Regions from separate parts of the Mus musculus genome. Here region 2 is linked to region 1. A link is a loop called in an ENCODE intact Hi-C map of the cell type or tissue named here. Cell type or tissue: heart. All regions are shown on one strand.

Region 1 (8,000 bases):
GGTCTCCTCAGAGGGACTTGGGGATGGAAGCTTGAGCAGCAGCCCCTTGGGTTAATCAGAGCCACTTGTTCTGGCAGCCACACCCCTTATGCCCACCCACCCATACCACACATCTGGCATTATGTTCTAAGGGTCAGGGGCAAGAACTACACAGGCCAGACATGTCAGATGGTGCCAGGCACAGCACTCTGGAGTGACAGTGGGGTAACTTTATATACATAAGGGACCTAGTGTCCACAAGTAACATTCAGGGCTAGGGATGTGGCTCAGGTAAAGCTGTTGCCCAGCCTCCCAAGGACCTGTGGTTCCAGGCCCAGAACTGAAAACAAAAACAACCAGTAATAATACTCCAGGCTCCCAGGAGTTTTCTGAATCAGTTTTGTACCCTGTATGTGGCGTGTGCTTTCAGAGGCTTGAGTCTCCGTTCCCAAGATGGAGTTCACTAATTTTAAACCACTCTCACCAGGAAGATGGAAGACACCACGCATTGGCTGTCCTGTCCTGGACATGACCACAACTCCAGTTTCCTTCTCTAAAAAAGAACCCATAGTCTCTGCCTTTAGACGTGAACTGGGTAGTGTGAATGGCCGTCTGACACAGTCCAAGTTTGGAATTTTTATAAGAGAATACTAGTAAAAAAAGAAATGTAGACGGAATGTCTAGTGATGACAGCCAGCCTGAGGTGACAATGTGACAGTGTCCACAGTGGATCCCATGCATTCAGGTCCCCTTGAGTTCTGCTGTTCACTAAGGAAGGAGGCCCACTGAGCATCCAGCCAGTGACAACTCAGACAGGAGCCTGTGAGTTCACAAAGGCCTGGGCTGGATACCCTGCAGAAGGCTGGAGCCTGGGACATACTTACAGAGGCAGCTGAGCGCTGGTTATATGGCCGGGAGCCCCTCAGGGATGTCAGATCGACCGCCGCTGCACAGGCGATAAAGGCAGTAATGTAGAGAACCGTGGCAGCGACAAAAAAGATCAGTAACTGTAGGGGGAAGGGCGAGAGGCATAAGCATCCACAAAGAACATCACCACCTTGAAGCCCTGACGGGAAGGCCTGAAGTGTTGGGACGGTGCCACCACAACGAGCCACTTGCCTCTAACCAGCTAAAGAAATGCCATCTCTTGTGTGGCACACGCCATGCCCATGTTCTTCCTATGACCACATCAGCACTTGGCCATGTGCCTGGCCCTCACATCCCTCTGCCCACCAGTGGGAGAAATCTATGACTCCCTTATACTATCCTAAACTCAAGGGCAAATAACAGGGCCAGGGTCCTAGGGAATCTCTACAAAGCACCAAGAAGACTGGATGTGAGCCTTCAGCTGGCAGCGGGGCCTGTTCCATACCCCCAGTGGATGCCTCTTGTCCTCAAACCGGTCTCCAGCCATTTATTGTGCTATACATTTTTAATTGCCAACATTTAAAATTAGATTTCATGTGAAAACTTGAAAATTTCATATTAAACATGTTCAAGATTTCTGGACATAGTGGTACACACCTGTAATCCCAGCATCTCAAGAGGCAGAGGCCAACTTGGTGCATATAGTGAGATGCTATATCAAAATATCAATTAAGATAAGTAGTTGTAGCTCACACCTTTGATCGCAGCACACAGGAGGTAGAGGCAGGCCGATCTCTGAGTTTAAGGCCAGCCTAGACTAGTGAGTTCCAGGTCAGCCAGGGCTACTGAGAAAACCTAGCTCAAAATAAAACAAAACAAAACACCCTCAAAGCTGGGCAGAGTAGCTTACAGGAGCCAGCATGTCAGACACAAAGACAGGAAGACCATGGATTCCAGGTCAGTCGGGCCTACACATCAAAACTGTATCAAAAAAACAAAGCAAACAGCTACCTCAGGGCTGGGCATGTATCTCAGTGTAAAGCTCTGCATTCATGAGGTCCTGGATTTGATCCCTAGCGCCATCAGTACAACAAACAAAATACCTCAAGGCTTGGCACCAGTGGGCCACATCCTCTCAAGGTTGAAGCCGGGCAGAGGCAGCTTCTCAGGGCCAGGTACTTGTTAGGTTTCTAGAACCTTCCTGGCCCAGTTCACTAGTCCATCTTACCTGACCCTTTATATTAAACATGTCCCCAGAGTTGAGAAGGGTCATCACCCAGTTCCTCTCCCAGCTCAGCCCAGCAGCACCAGACACAGCCCCCAGCTGACCTCCTTCACTGGCGCTGTGCTGTGCTGCCAGCCTTGCCTCAGAGACAGAGGTCTCCAGCCTTGTGGAATTCTTCTTTAGGGGCTTGGGATATTCAGAAGGGGGCTAGACCTTTAGCCAGGAGTCCAGCCACCGCCACCTCAATCCCAAATCTTGTCCCCAAGTACAGTGACCACTGCACACCCTGCCCGGCTCTGGCTAGCGAGACCAGGATCTAACAAACCCATTCTGTCTCGGCATGACTCACGTTTCCTCTCGCTAAACAAGCATTGAATTGTAAACAATCGCTGCCTAGTTCCAGCCTCGCCTGCCTTACAATCATGCGCCTCTGTGCTCACTAAAAGGCTCAGACCCAGCTGCATGGGTTTTCTGGGTTCCAGAAAAAAAAAAAAAAAAACCCAGCCAGAGGAGCCTGGCCTGAGACAAACCTGGGGCACCCATTCTCTCCAGAGAGCCAGGGCCTGGAGAGAATGGAGGCAGCTGGCACTGACAAACCCAGACCTCCGAGCTCAAAATTCTGATCCCCCTCAAGAAAGAACAATATCCCAAGATTCCCAAGGATATCTGCAGAGTCAGTCAATAGCCTCTCGATGCTGGTCTCTTCCAAGCACCAAGTCAAACACTCCACTTCCGTCATTAACATACCTTCCCACCCCAGCTCCTCATGTAGCTAAGAGGCAGGAGGATGGCATCACACCCACCCACCTGCCCTCCATTTCACATTTATGGAAGGTCAAGAGGTCCCGTCCTAGCCATTCACAGACGAGAGGACTCAGCCTGGAGCCGCACAGTCCCTGCCCCAAACTCACCACCAACGGCCAGGGCACCATGTACAACTTCATGTGCAGTTGAAACAGGTAGATGATGAAGAAGACGATTGTCACCAGCCAGAGGAAGACAGCGACAAACATGACCCAGCCATAGGCAGGATACAGATGGTATGGGGTGTCAGCAATCAGGGCCCACACCAGCAGCCCCAGTGCCTGTGGAAAAATAAGGGGGAGTTTCTCAGAGCTGAACAGCTCCAGCCGGAGGCTCGGGCCTTGGCCCCCTTTCTTGTTAACTCAAAAAGTTTAGGCTGGCAAGATGGCTAAGAGGGTAAAATGTTTGTCACAAGCCTGACAACCGGAATTCAATTCTGGAACTCAGGTGTAAGGAGAAAAGTGACGACCAGCGGTTGTCCTCCAGCCTTTCTGTGTTCACTGTGGCATGGAACATGGTCACACGCACGTACAATTAAAAACAGCTTCTTCAAAGAAATCTTGACTCCTGTTGTTTACATCTGTGCTGGGCATCTTGTCTGGCCACTCTTCCCCCTTTCAATTCCCATCATGCTGTGTGACAAAAGGCTCTTCCCCGGTGTGACGGTTTGTATATGCTGGGCCCAAGGAGTGACAGGATTAGAAGGTATGGCCCTGCTGGGTAGGGTGTCATTGTGGGTGTAGGTTATAAGTCTCACATTCTAGCTGCCTTGAAGTCAGTCATCTGCTAGCAGCCTTCAGATGAAGATGAACTCTCCGCTCCTCCTGCACCATGCCTGACTGGATTCGCCTCCGTTCTTGCCTTGACGATACTGGACTGAACCTTTGAACCTGTATGTCAGCCCCAATTAAATGTTGTCCTTTATAAGACTTGCCTTGGTCATGGTGTCTGTTCACAGCAATAAAACCCTAACTGAGACACCCAGGTCCCCAGATAGTACCACCCAAGGTAGGAACGGTATCTCTCTCATAGAGTATATGCTCCTCATACCAGAACTGCCCACAGCATTCCAGGGGCTTGACTTTGCCACAGGTGCAGAAAAAAAAAAAATGCTAGAAGCCAGTCAGGGAGGCTAATACTTGTAATCCCAACACTGGAGGAAAAAAGAGACTTACGAATGAGTTCAAGGCAAACATGAGTCATAGGCCAGTCTTGCCCACATGAGCCCCTGTTTCAAAACAAAACTCTGTCTCAAAAAAAGGGGTGGGGGGAGTAGTGGAGAGATGGCTCAGTGGTTAAGACTGGCTGCTCTTCCAGAGACCCTGAGTTCAATTCCCAGCAACCACATGGTGGCTCACAACCATCTGTAATGGGGATCTGGTGCCCTCTTCTGGTGCGTCTGAAGATAGCAACAGTGTACTCATATGTAAAATAAGTAAATCCTTAATAGATAAATAAATAGATAGATAGACAGAAAGGGGAGCGTTTCAAGATGGCTCAGCAGGTAACAGGACTTATTGCCTAAGCTGGAAAGCCTGACAACTTGAGGCGGCCCCTCCCTCCAGAACCCAGAGTGGAAGAGAAGAGCCAGTGGGATGGTAAGCCACGCCAGGAAGCTTGGTGGGTAGAGTAGCCAGGTACCCCCACATCCCCGACTGAGTGTGTAGAACCTAAAAGCATGGGCTTTGTTTAAAACCCGTTCCTCTTCCACCTGCACAACTGCGCAGTGCTTCCTTACCTCATTCGTAACAGTGCAGGGACCACACCCACCTGAGACAGCTACTCAAAGCTCAGTTTTATACTTGAGAGTGACGGTCAGCCTTATGTAAATTTCTCCCCCCTCGAGTCCTGCCACAAAGCACCAAACTCAGATGGTTCTACCCATAGACTTCTTGTAGGAGCATAGCCCAAAGACCCTGGGGAAGACCCAGGGATAGTACAACCCCGTGACTGTCCTGGGCCTCCCCAGCCTCTTCTTTGCTGGCCAAGGATCTCTGTCTAGGTTGGGGGATACCCACTCTCCTCTCATCTGGAACTCTACCAGCCACCATGGGTGTAGAAGTCTACTGTGGCTCTGGAGAAAGCCTCCATTGCTAGAACCAGAAGGACTGTTCCACCCTCTGCCTGCATAGCATGGAAGCCGGTAGCCCCAGTCCAAGGGTGAGACCACTTTCAGTCAGATCTTAGGAGCTGAGCTGGCCTCGGGATACTGATCTTTGGAAACAAGTCCCCATCTCCTGGCCTACCCACTCTGCTCACAGGACATTGGCAAGTTCCCTGGGATCTAAAGAGAAATCCTCACCAGAGGGCTCATGACCCAGAGCTGGGGCTCCTCCAGCCCCCTTCTCTCAAACCACCCCACTACAAGGAAGTTTCTTTGTTTTGGAATACACACTTGCAGTGTAAGGACAGGGACCCTGTAGCTGAGCAGGCCTAGGAGCCCAGCAATGCCCTGGCCAAAGCAGGCTCTCTCTGTATCTGCACTCCCCAGCTAAGGTGAGCCCCAGACACCCATGTCACATAGCACCCCTCCATCTGCTCTTGCCTCTGACCCTCACAAGCATGCCCAGGGTTTGTCTCCATGCCCACTTTACAGTGACAAAGATGGGGCTGTGTAGCAGGGCCTTCCTAGACTGTGGTCACATGCCAAACTGGGAGCAAACCCTCATTTCATTACAACTCAGTGGCCAGGGAGAGGTGGCTCAGTAGGTGAAGACCTTGCCACAAAGTCTGATGACCTGAGTTAGATCTCTAGAACCTACGTGGCAGGAGGGGACTCCTGAAAATTGTCCTCCAACCTCCATATGAGCACTCTGGCATGCCCATGCCTATACATGCACAACACACACACACACACTTTCCCCTACCCTCCCTCTCTCCTTCCCTCCTCACTCCTCTCCCTCTTTCTTGGCATGGTCTCATCAGTCCAACCTGACCTTGAACTCACACCCTGCTCCTCAAGTTCTACACCACAGGCATGTGGCACCACACATGGTCCTGACACACCCTTTACTCCCCACCCCAAATCACCGTGCCAAAAGAGACATACTAGAAAGGCCACGAAACCCCAGAGTTCCGTGAGGTCATTTCTGTCAGAGGAATGAAGACGCTCTGGAATAACATCTCCAGCAATTTCTCAGGTGAGACATGGGAAGGGGTGGGGGTGGGGGGTGGGGGACACACCTAGGGACTGTCAGCTCTTATGTGAAGTTCTTTTCAGGTCCCCAACCCCGCCACTGGGTTGGCTGTTTCCTACTAACTGAAAGGAAGTTAGAAAGGGCATCCAAATGACAATCCAGAAAAGGCCGGTGCATGTTCACATCCATGCCCACCTGCAATGCTGTCACTCACAGGCTTCAGCAGAGGGGTCACCCGGTAGGTGCCCAGCAGAGGGTCCCTGGCCTAGATCTCCCATTTACCCTCTCTCCAGGCTGTCTTGCCACGTTTCTACAAACGCTCAGCAGCCATACAGTACACTGGAGATAAAAGGGGGATTAATTAGCCAGCTCTGCCTGAGCTGTAGGAAAGGAGCTACTGAGGGCAGGGCTGTAGGAATACATGTCCCCACCCTGTCCCACTCCACCCCTGATTTCCAGATCAGCAAACACAGAGATAAAGCACGAGATAGGTGGGGGTAGATTTGTGTTCCTTTGGGCTGTGGAGCTTGGCCCCACGCCTAGGAAGCTGACTTGGTTTCTGTCCTAGAACAAGGAAGGTCCGGTCCTTTATTAGAACTCAACAAACAGGTTTCTCCGGGTCCCTAAGCCATCAGCCTGGGTGTTTTGCTGACCCCTTGACTGGCCTGTGTGGTCCTCGGAGGGAGGTTCCAGAAGGTTCAGGGCCTCCTGTGACTCACTGAAATGCACCTGTCACAGATTGCCATCTAGCTGAAGCGCCAGAAGCCTTCACTCAGTCGGGGAGCACCACTCTTCAGGGGTAGCAAAAGGCATCAGGTAGAGGGGAGCAGAGAATGAGGCCAAAGTCCTTAATTCTACTCCCTGATCCCGTGACCAGAACTCCGCGTCCTGAACATGTCTCATGTAGCTCACACATCCCTCCAGCGTGACCTGTCCCTCAGTGCCTCTCTTCACAACCATCTACTGTAGCACTTCTGTGTCAGGGCTCTGCACCTTCAAGGTGCTCCCACATCAGCAAGTTGGGCCAGCTCAGAAGCATAAACTGGCTGAATACGCATGCGCACGGGGGTGGGGTGTGTGCTCTCGGGATAAATTCCGGTGGGGAGAGTGTCCAAGAGGAGGAAAGATTTGGGATATAGAGCAGAGAAAGATCTCACTGGTAAAGTCACATGTTATAAGGATTAGGGAACTGAAGGTGGGGGCAGAGAGAGTCACGAGTCACTTAGAACTCTAGGGACAGATGAAACTCTACCTCTGGCATTCTGGGTAACCTTGACCTCCCGAGTCCACCTACTCCTGCTTTCTAGATATTGTCAGACCAAAGTCGACTCACTGTAAAGTCTTGGGTGTCTTGTAGACTCACCTAACCTTTCCGGTCTATGTCCTCATCTGGGGCACAAGAACGAGTTTTAATGCTTAGCCTAGTTACCCTACAGGTGTGCCCGGGGCCGTAACAAGGAGGGTATGGTTATGTGGTGTAGTTAAACTGCAGGAAAGCAAGGAGGGAGTGAGGGAGCTTCCAGGAAGGGGAAGCAACTCCTCCTAGAAGTTGACACTATGGTTCCTAGACAGGCTTTACAGGTTGTAGAAGGGACTAAGCCAGGCCTCAGGAATAGAAGCGCGTGTTGCTGGTGAAAACCCAGTCCTAGGGCGATAAGGGCTGTGGGTAGAACTGTGTACGTCTGGCAAGGGCTCTGGCCAGAGTCACTCCCATGAGTGCTGTGAAGTCCTGAAGGGATGTCACAAACTGTTTGTTCTTTGTGTGATATCTTCAGTGTTTGAATGTTAGCAATTAAGCTAAATGTTTTAGAAAGAGTGAAGGTGGGCACAGACCATGGAGAGAAAGAACGGGGACGAACCCTCTGACATGGGGCAGTGATGCCAAGTCTTTCACAGCCCTCAGTGACTGCTCCTCCACTACACTATCGGGAAACTGAGGCCCAGGGTGGCCACATGACCCTTCCTGGGGTCTCCCCTCACTCGGGGCA
Region 2 (8,000 bases), 350 kb before region 1:
CTACATCCCTTGCAGCTAACATGAGTGCTTTGCAGAAAGGAAGAACTTATGTGCCAAGGTCATTCAGCAATTTCATAGCCTCTTACTCCTGGCTGAAAACCAGCCCTGGCCTCTTCTATCCCAAGATCTTTATCAGGAATTTTCCGTAGCTGCCAGGGCACAGTGTGTTGGAATGGTGTGGGGATGCTGGGGAGCTGTGATTTTTGCCAGGTAGCTGGCGATTTAAAACTCAGAAGATAAGATCTACCCCAAGGGCCATGGACCTGCTGGGGGGTGGCGTGGGGGAGGCTTTACAAATCTCACCATCCCTGCCAAGGTAGAAAACTGGCCCGGAGGAGTCCTTGGCCCCTGAGTCCTTACTTCAAGCCTTCAGCCCTGCTGGAAGCTGGCAGAGGAAAGAAGTGTTTATGTCTTCCTCTGCCCGCCACTTAATGTCCAATAGAGGCAGGATCTGTGCCATGGGAATCCCCAAAGACCCCTTGTAAGCTCGTCTCCACCTGGCTTAGCTCTCCTTGGTTCTAGTCTCCATTCATTCCCTGTACAACCAACAAGCACTTATTGAGCCCGTGTCTGAAACTCTGGTTGGTTGAGATAGTCGCTGAACAATCTATTGTGCGAGGCCCCTGCCTCTGTGGCTGACTTCCTTTCCAAGAAATTGGAGGGAACACTGCCCCTCCATGAAAGGGAGCACTGAGGTCTGAGAGCATCTCCATGCTAGTAGGGTGACTCTGGGACGGTCTCTAACTGGTCTCAACACCGTCTTCCTAGCTAGACACATTTGCCCTGGTCTCTCTAGCCCAGAGTACCAGGGGCCAGCTGGGTCTCTTGAAAGCACCCACCAGAGTGCAATTTCCTGTTGGAGGTAGCAGGGCCTGGATGCCTTGGGGCAGGTCCTCTAGGGGATATGGGTAGACTCTGAGAAGTAGGGCCTGGAGTGCTTTCCTCTAGTTTCCTCTGGAAGATACTGGAGCCTGAGCCTGAACAGAGTCCCACCATGAGTAGACAGCAGCCCTCTGACCTTCACCCACCCTAGGTCTCCATAGGAACAAAGCAGGTAAAAGGCCTCCTCCAGGAAGCCTTCCCTGGTTGTCCACAACACCTTGACCCTTCTCCAGTGGTCCACTCCTCCAGCTGTCTGCTGACCTCCCAGCTGGTCTGGTCTGTTGTAGCTGTAGCTTCCCATGAGCCCTTGCTCCACCATGGCTTCTCTGAGTCCCTGGGCTCCTGCTGCCACACAGCATGGGGTGCTGGCTGGTCTGTTGGACAGTGACAAGAGTCCTCAGATCTTATTTTAAATTCCATAAACTTATTTTAAATTTCATTAAAAAAAAATCTTGTGCCACATGTGGTGGCACACGCCTTTAATCCCAGTACTTGGGAGACAGAGGCAGAAGGATCTCTGTGAGTTCGAAGCCAGCCTGGTCTACAAAGTGAATTAGAGGCCAGCCAGGACTATTACTGTCTGGAAAAAAAAAATCTTGCAAGTTAATAATAATATTCAAACAAAATTTAACCATACCCAAGGTCAGTACAACTTAGTGAACTTCTATACAGTTAGAATTGGCATAGAAACAGAAGCTATAGAGCTTCATGTTAAATTTTACACCTTTAGTGTCAAATGTATTTTTTGCAATTGTCCACCATCCAAATCAAAAAATAAAAAACTGTGACGGAGTTAGAACTAGGAATACATCAGCTTTTTGTCCCCTTTCTGTGTCCTGCTCTTTGTGCCATCCTTCCTCATTCCTTTATATTCAGCCTTTCTTATGCTCTTTCTTCATGTTATACTGTACCCACGGGTACTTTTGTTTTTATGCATACATATATTTTTGGCTAGATTCCACAGGAGGGAGAGTGTGTGGTTTATTTCTGAAGTTGTATGATCTCACCTAATATTCATACTGAGACTGTCCATTTTCCCGAAAACATTTTAACTTGATAGCCAAGTAGCATGCATATATATAATTTATACTTATATAACTTATGTATACATGGTTTATACATATACATAGTTTTTTTTACCCATTCATTTGTTGATTGTCAAGGTCGATTCCAAATCTTTGTTATAGTCAATAAAGCAGCAAGAAGCATGTACCGTCGTCTCCTATTCTTGTAAGGGGCTGGGTCACCTCACTGGGAAGTAACTGAGAGCAAATTCAGGACATGTGTCTGGGAGGGCAGAGGGAGCGGGCTTTAGGGTAGCCCTAAGCCTCAGATGATTCAGGGAAACACTGGGTGGTTCCAGAGACAGGGCAGGATGCCAGGCTTTTGTGCCCCACAGCCATGGATTACTGAACGCCCAGCCTCTTAGGGAAAGATAGTTATGGGTGGGGCCATTAATGTAAGGGCTGACTCTGGGACCCCTCACAGCTACAAGTCCATTGCTTTCTTAGGACACATCCAACATCCACTAGTTCATCATCAAGACCCAGAGTGTCTTTCATACCCCAGGGCAATGCCCCTGCAATGGCTTAGGAGCCTTTGCTGACCAGATCTCCTACTTCATGGGAACAATGCATGGCTCCAGGGAGGGAAAGACCAGTTGCTCTGGGCTCCAAACTACAGCCCCGTAGGCCAGCCTGTGAATGTGTAGGTCAGGCTGCACTGTGCCTGTTTACCCTAGAGGCCAGTGGCCAGCACCAAGCTCTCAAGGTTTGTCAGTCAAGAGGTGGCTGCAGGTCTGGCTTGAGGCCACTAATCACAATGGCTTATGTATATTGAAATGTATCAGGAAAGACGCTGAGACTGTGAGGGATGGAGATCGGAAGGCAGACTTCCTTTTTTTTTATATGCATGTCCTAAGATGACATCCATTCAAACTAGTAAATAAAATGAAAGAAATACATTGTGCCCAACACGAGGACTGTTAACCTGCAGTGTAGGTAGGCACCTTGCAGCAGGCCTTCTCTGGGTCCTCTCTCATGTCTGCTGCTTCCTGGGTCCTAGCTGCAGAACCTCTGCTACCCTAGGCTTAGAAGGGCTACTGCAGGACTCAGGGATGTGGCCCTGGCTCTAGCCCAGCCCTCCTGCTCCAAATTGGCCCCTGTGTCAATGATCAGATAAATGGGGGCAGGACAGCAGTTGCTATGGCTCCGCCCCCCACCCTGGCAGAGACCCTGCTCACTTGCCATGGGCGGTCTGGACCAAGCTCCCGCCTCCTCCCAGCCTATAAAGCCACCCTCAGTGCCCTTGCCCACTCTTGTCCCCTCCTTTGATACCCAGAGCCATAATGGCAGAGCTCCCCGTGACAGAGCTGCCTGGCGATGCTCTGTGCAGTGGGCGCTTCACCATCAGCACACTGATGGGAGGCGATGAGCCCCCACCAGCTGCCTGTGACAGCAGCCAGCCCAGCCACTTAACACACGGCAGCACCTTATACATGCGCACCTTCGGTTACAACACCATAGACGTGGTGCCGGCCTACGAACACTATGCTAACAGCGCTCTGCCCGGTGAGCCCCGGAAGGTGCGGCCCACCCTGGCTGACCTGCATTCATTCCTCAAGGTAAGCAGAAGTTCAAAGACTGGCCGCTTCCTGGCTGGGTAACGTTGGCATGATTGCCCAACATGTTCTGTCATTCGTGTTGTGAAAATGACTGGGCATCTTCCTCTAGGGTCAAGACACCCAAATGAATAGTGGACAGAGGTGCCATGAAGCTTGGGGGCACAAGTAATACATATTGTCCAGGCACCGGCAGCACAATGATAGCATAGCCTGCTGCTTATACAAATGCAGGTTGCACACCGCTGGGAGAGACTGTGAGAGGGAGGGAGGGAGCATGGTGAGCCCTCTCAAATATTAGCTCATCGGCTTCGCTGTCTGGGAGGCTGGAGGGTCCAATCCCTGTCACCTCACGGTTTCACCAACAGTTGGATGTTCTAACCTCTAACACTCTTCCGTGTTTCAAAGCTTCCCTCTGAAGGGACCAAACAAGACCCCTTGTTTGAATAGGGATGCTGAGATAGGTACTGGGATGAAGGTCCCAGAGTAGGCTGCGGTTGGTAGGAATACGAAATAGAAGATGACCATGCTGGAGTCCAGGCCTGGGTTCAAGACTCTCTGTGTCAGAGACCTGGTGTGTGGCGTGTGACATACTGCTTCACCTCCCATCCCGTGTCACTTCTCAGACTGCAGGCTTGTCAGACTCCAGCCCTCTGCCCTAGAGGGGAGGAGCCTCCCGGAGCAGAAGCATTCTGAATGCTCAGCTTGCTTGCTCTCTCTGGTGTTTCTCCAAGCTTCGAGTAGCATTGTACCCAGGAAGCTGTCCAAGGGCTGCCTGTGTGGCAAAGTGGGGCAGGCAAGACTGAATACAGACACCCAGCCCCTAACCCCCATTGCCTGACTCCTATTGGTCTCTGGGCCCCCAGCAGGAAGGTAGCCACCTGCATGCCCTGGCCTTTGATGGACGGCAAGGTCGTGAGCTGACTGATGGACTTGTGGAAGATGAGACAGGCACCAACAGTGAGAAGAGCCCTGGAGAACCTGTTCGCTTCGGCTGGGTCAAGGGGGTGATGGTGAGTGGCTGTGGCCCGGAGCTTGATGTCTAGACAGGGTGGGGGTAGAGCCCCATTCAGCCTCAGCTTTGACTCTCAGGCCCTAGTGAGCAGTTTAGACCTGGAGCTCAGTTTGGGCCTCAGTTTCCCCATCAGCAGTGGCCTCCAATTAATTGTATTTGGCTTCCCACAGTTCTTGGGCGCTCTTGGCCAAGACCCAATCCTAAGAAGATCTCTGCTTAGCTACTCACTAGTGTTGTAGCCTTAGGAAAGTTACTTAGCTACTCCTGCCTCAGTTTCCTCACCCGTAAAACTGAGCATTAAAATAGTTGTTAGGTGTGAGAGTTCTTGGATCAATGCCTGCTAGGGGGTTATTAGAAGAAATTCCCCACATGGCCACTAGAGGGCAGCACTAACATACACATCGACAATCCCTCCTCTCCCATCGCATACCATGGTACAGCCTAGTGTTAGCTGTAGTATGAAGCATAAGTAACCCTTCAGGAAGTAAAGACTCAATGCCCTTGACTTTGAAAGACAATATAGGGTTCTACAAAGATGTGGGGATGGGGTACAGGAGAAAGCAGAACCAGAGCCTTCACCCCCTCCCCGGGGGCTCCACATTCAGAGTTGGGACACCCCCCTGATCTGTGTTAGCCAGAACCAGGCACACCCTGATTTTCATCTCAGCAGATGTGAGCCCCAGAAATCTCATGAGTGTGAAGGTCACACGTCCCTACCTGGCCCTAGTAGTTGGCAGGGCCAAAGGCCTTGTCGGACCCTCCCATTTGGAATTTCAGCCCCAGTGATGACCTCTGGCTTTGCCTTTAATATGGAAGCAACCTGAGCTTTGATTTCTGCTCTACGTGGGGTGCTGGCTTCCCCTGGCTTTTGCTGATGCCTTCAGAATACTATGCCCGGGGTCAATAAGCTGCCCAAGGCAGTGGCTGGCCAGGCCTCCACGGCAGAGTGGGAGGAGGTGGGATAAAAATTGTCCTCCCCTTTCACCCCCAAGCCAGGCAGTCTGATCCCATGGGAGGGAGAGCACAAGAAACATCAGGTGTCCCCTAGACCTGGGAACAAGCACACGAGGCTTTGGCTTTGGGCACCTGGCCCTCAGGAAGCCTCTAACCCCACTCTCCTGCCAGATCCGTTGCATGCTCAACATCTGGGGAGTGATCCTCTACCTGCGACTCCCCTGGATTACGGCGCAGGCGGGCATCGGTGAGTGCCACCTCAAGGAGAAGGGAATGCACGAGTGCTTGCATTCTGGTCCCAACCCCTTGGGCTGTAGAGACTCCAGGCTAGGTCCGCTCCTTCCCAGCACACCCTCAGATGGCAGCAGCCACGGGTGGGGTGGAGTGGAAGAGACCATTGGATGCAGAGTCAGCAGTGTCAGGGTACCTCGGCAAGCCGACTTCTAGCGCAGAGTATTTGTGCTCAGAACTGGGACTCTAGAAGACCAGAGTTCAGATGCTGGGTAGCCTTGAGTGCCAACCATCTCTGAGCCTTGGTTTCCTCGTGGGTAAAACGAGTCTGATGACAGTTCCTGCCTCCAGAGCTGCTGTGCAGCTTCCAAGGTGCTGGAAGGCAGCCTAGGCTTTAGTACCTGAAGGCTCTCAGTACATGGTAACTACTGCTTTCTTTATATTGCCAAAGGGGGCGACTTTCTTTCTGTGCCTGCAAACTATTCACACATTGGCACATGAACTTGCTATTAATCAACTCACCAAGGAAAGTAGACAAACCAACCTTATCTTAGTCTGGGGAGGTAGATGTGTGTGTGTGTGTGTGTGTGTGTGTCACATGCTGTCTTGTGCATCTTTATATTTGATTGTGCAGAGTCCAGAGAAAACCTCAGACATCTACCTCAGGAGCCATCCTCCTCCTCTGAGATGGATCTTTCATTGGCCCAGATCTCACTAACTAGACTAGACTGGCTGGCCAGCAAGCCCCAGGGATCTTCCAATCTCTGCCTCCTCAGTACTGGGCTTGCAGGTGCATGCCACCCTGCCTAGACTTTGGTGTGGGCTGTAGAGACCAAACTCAGATCATCCTGCTTGTGAGCCAAGCACCTTGCTAACTCCCAGGTGCTCTGGCTTTTTTGTGACAGACTCCTGTATATCCCAGGTCTCAAACTCACTATGTAACAACCAAGGATGACCTTAGAGTTCTAGCTACCAGGATTTCTAGCTCCTAGAATTAAATGTGTGTGCCACCATGCCTGGGTTATGTGGTACTAGGGCTCAAACCCAGGCCTTGTGCTATTTAATAGACTTTTATTGTCCTAACTGAGCTATATCTCTAGTCTTTATTTTTAGTGAGTTTTATATTTGGGGGCTTTTTGTGGGGGTTGCTGTTATTTGAAGTGAGTTCTGTCTCTCTATGTAAACTTGATTGTTTTAGAACTTGCTATGTAGATCAGGCTGGTCTTGAACTCACAGAGATCCACCCGCCTCTGCCTTGTGAATGCTGGGATTAAATACATGTGACATCACGCCCAGGGCTTCTCTCTCTATTGCCCAGGCTGGCCTTGAACTCTCTACCTCCAAAATTCTGGGGTGGCAGGTCTGCACCTCGGCCTCTGACTGAGACCCACAGTTCTTCAGGTGGCAAACTAAGGCTCAGAGAAAGGGACTCGGGTCACATGGGGATTGAGGGGGCTGACCTGAGAAGTGTGTTGATTGAGTTTTGGGGTGCTCCCATTCATTCACCCCCACACAGTGCTGACTTGGCTCATCATCCTGCTGTCGGTCATGGTGACATCCATCACCGGCCTCTCCATCTCCGCCATCTCTACCAATGGCAAGGTCAAGTCGGGTGAGTTCTGGGACCATCTTTATCTGGACACCATGCATTCTGAGCTACTGCCCCACCCCTGGCGTACCCTGTCATGCCCACCTTGCTTCTGATGGGGACTTGTAGGGGCTCTTTACCTCTCAAGCTGGTCTCCATTGTCCACCTTGTGGCCCTTGGTCCTGCCCCTCTTGCACTACAGTTTCTTCTCTGGCCCTCTGCTCTGCCCGCTAGGTGGCACCTATTTCCTTATTTCCCGGAGTCTGGGACCAGAGCTGGGAGGCTCCATTGGCCTCATCTTCGCCTTTGCCAATGCTGTGGGTGTGGCCATGCACACTGTGGGCTTTGCAGAAACCGTAAGGGACCTACTGCAGGTGAGGGACCTGGCATGGGGCAGAGGGAGTGGGACAACCCCCCTCCACCCCCCAGCACCTCCCCCACACACACTGCTCCTCACTGAACCGGGCCTTCCTTCTCCTGCCTAACCTTCCCTACCAGTGACCAACGCTACATCTTGTCACTTTGAGTGACAATAAAAGTCTTTACTAAGTATAGACCATCCTCACAAGCCCCCTTTGGGGTGCATGCTGCCTTTGGGCCATGTTGTCCATGACCACACAGTAGCCCTTTGGGGGAGGGTATGCCCTAAGTGGAGTGGGGTTGGGGTTCTGGAGGAACAGATGTGAAGACTGAACACACAGCTGGCCTGC

The links. Hi-C counts contacts between places; a loop is a spot of excess contacts. Peaks named below come from ENCODE experiments on the same cell type or tissue, not always from the same donor. Only the 100,000 strongest peaks of a DNase experiment are listed, where the experiment ranks them.
Region 2: it touches region 1 in a loop (1.8-fold over the local background); 9 of 42 quality-filtered maps call a loop at or near these places.

The regions. Positions count from the first base shown.
Region 1 is chr8:94,676,363-94,684,362 of GRCm38, forward strand. Pllp (plasma membrane proteolipid) reads right to left here. Exons shown (of 4, transcript NM_026385.4): 2 at 2,983-3,156; 3 at 864-986. Among named protein-coding and RNA genes, the nearest start is that of Arl2bp, 14 kb to the left of the region's middle. In heart, a CTCF peak has its summit at 4,260 (motif pointing left); DNase peaks (open chromatin) are centred at 2,461 and 6,507; H3K27ac peaks cover 378 bases; H3K27me3 peaks cover 331 bases.
Region 2 is chr8:94,326,009-94,334,008 of GRCm38, forward strand. It overlaps Slc12a3 (solute carrier family 12, member 3), which reads left to right and starts at 3,200. Exons shown (of 25, transcript NM_001205311.1): 1 at 3,200-3,505; 2 at 4,369-4,515; 3 at 5,643-5,718; 4 at 7,219-7,314; 5 at 7,525-7,664. The coding sequence starts at 3,230. It also overlaps a transcript of Nup93 not described here. In heart, CTCF peaks have their summits at 4,868 (motif pointing right) and 7,517 (motif pointing right); DNase peaks (open chromatin) are centred at 4,431 and 4,925; H3K27ac peaks cover 267 bases; H3K27me3 peaks cover 2,044 bases.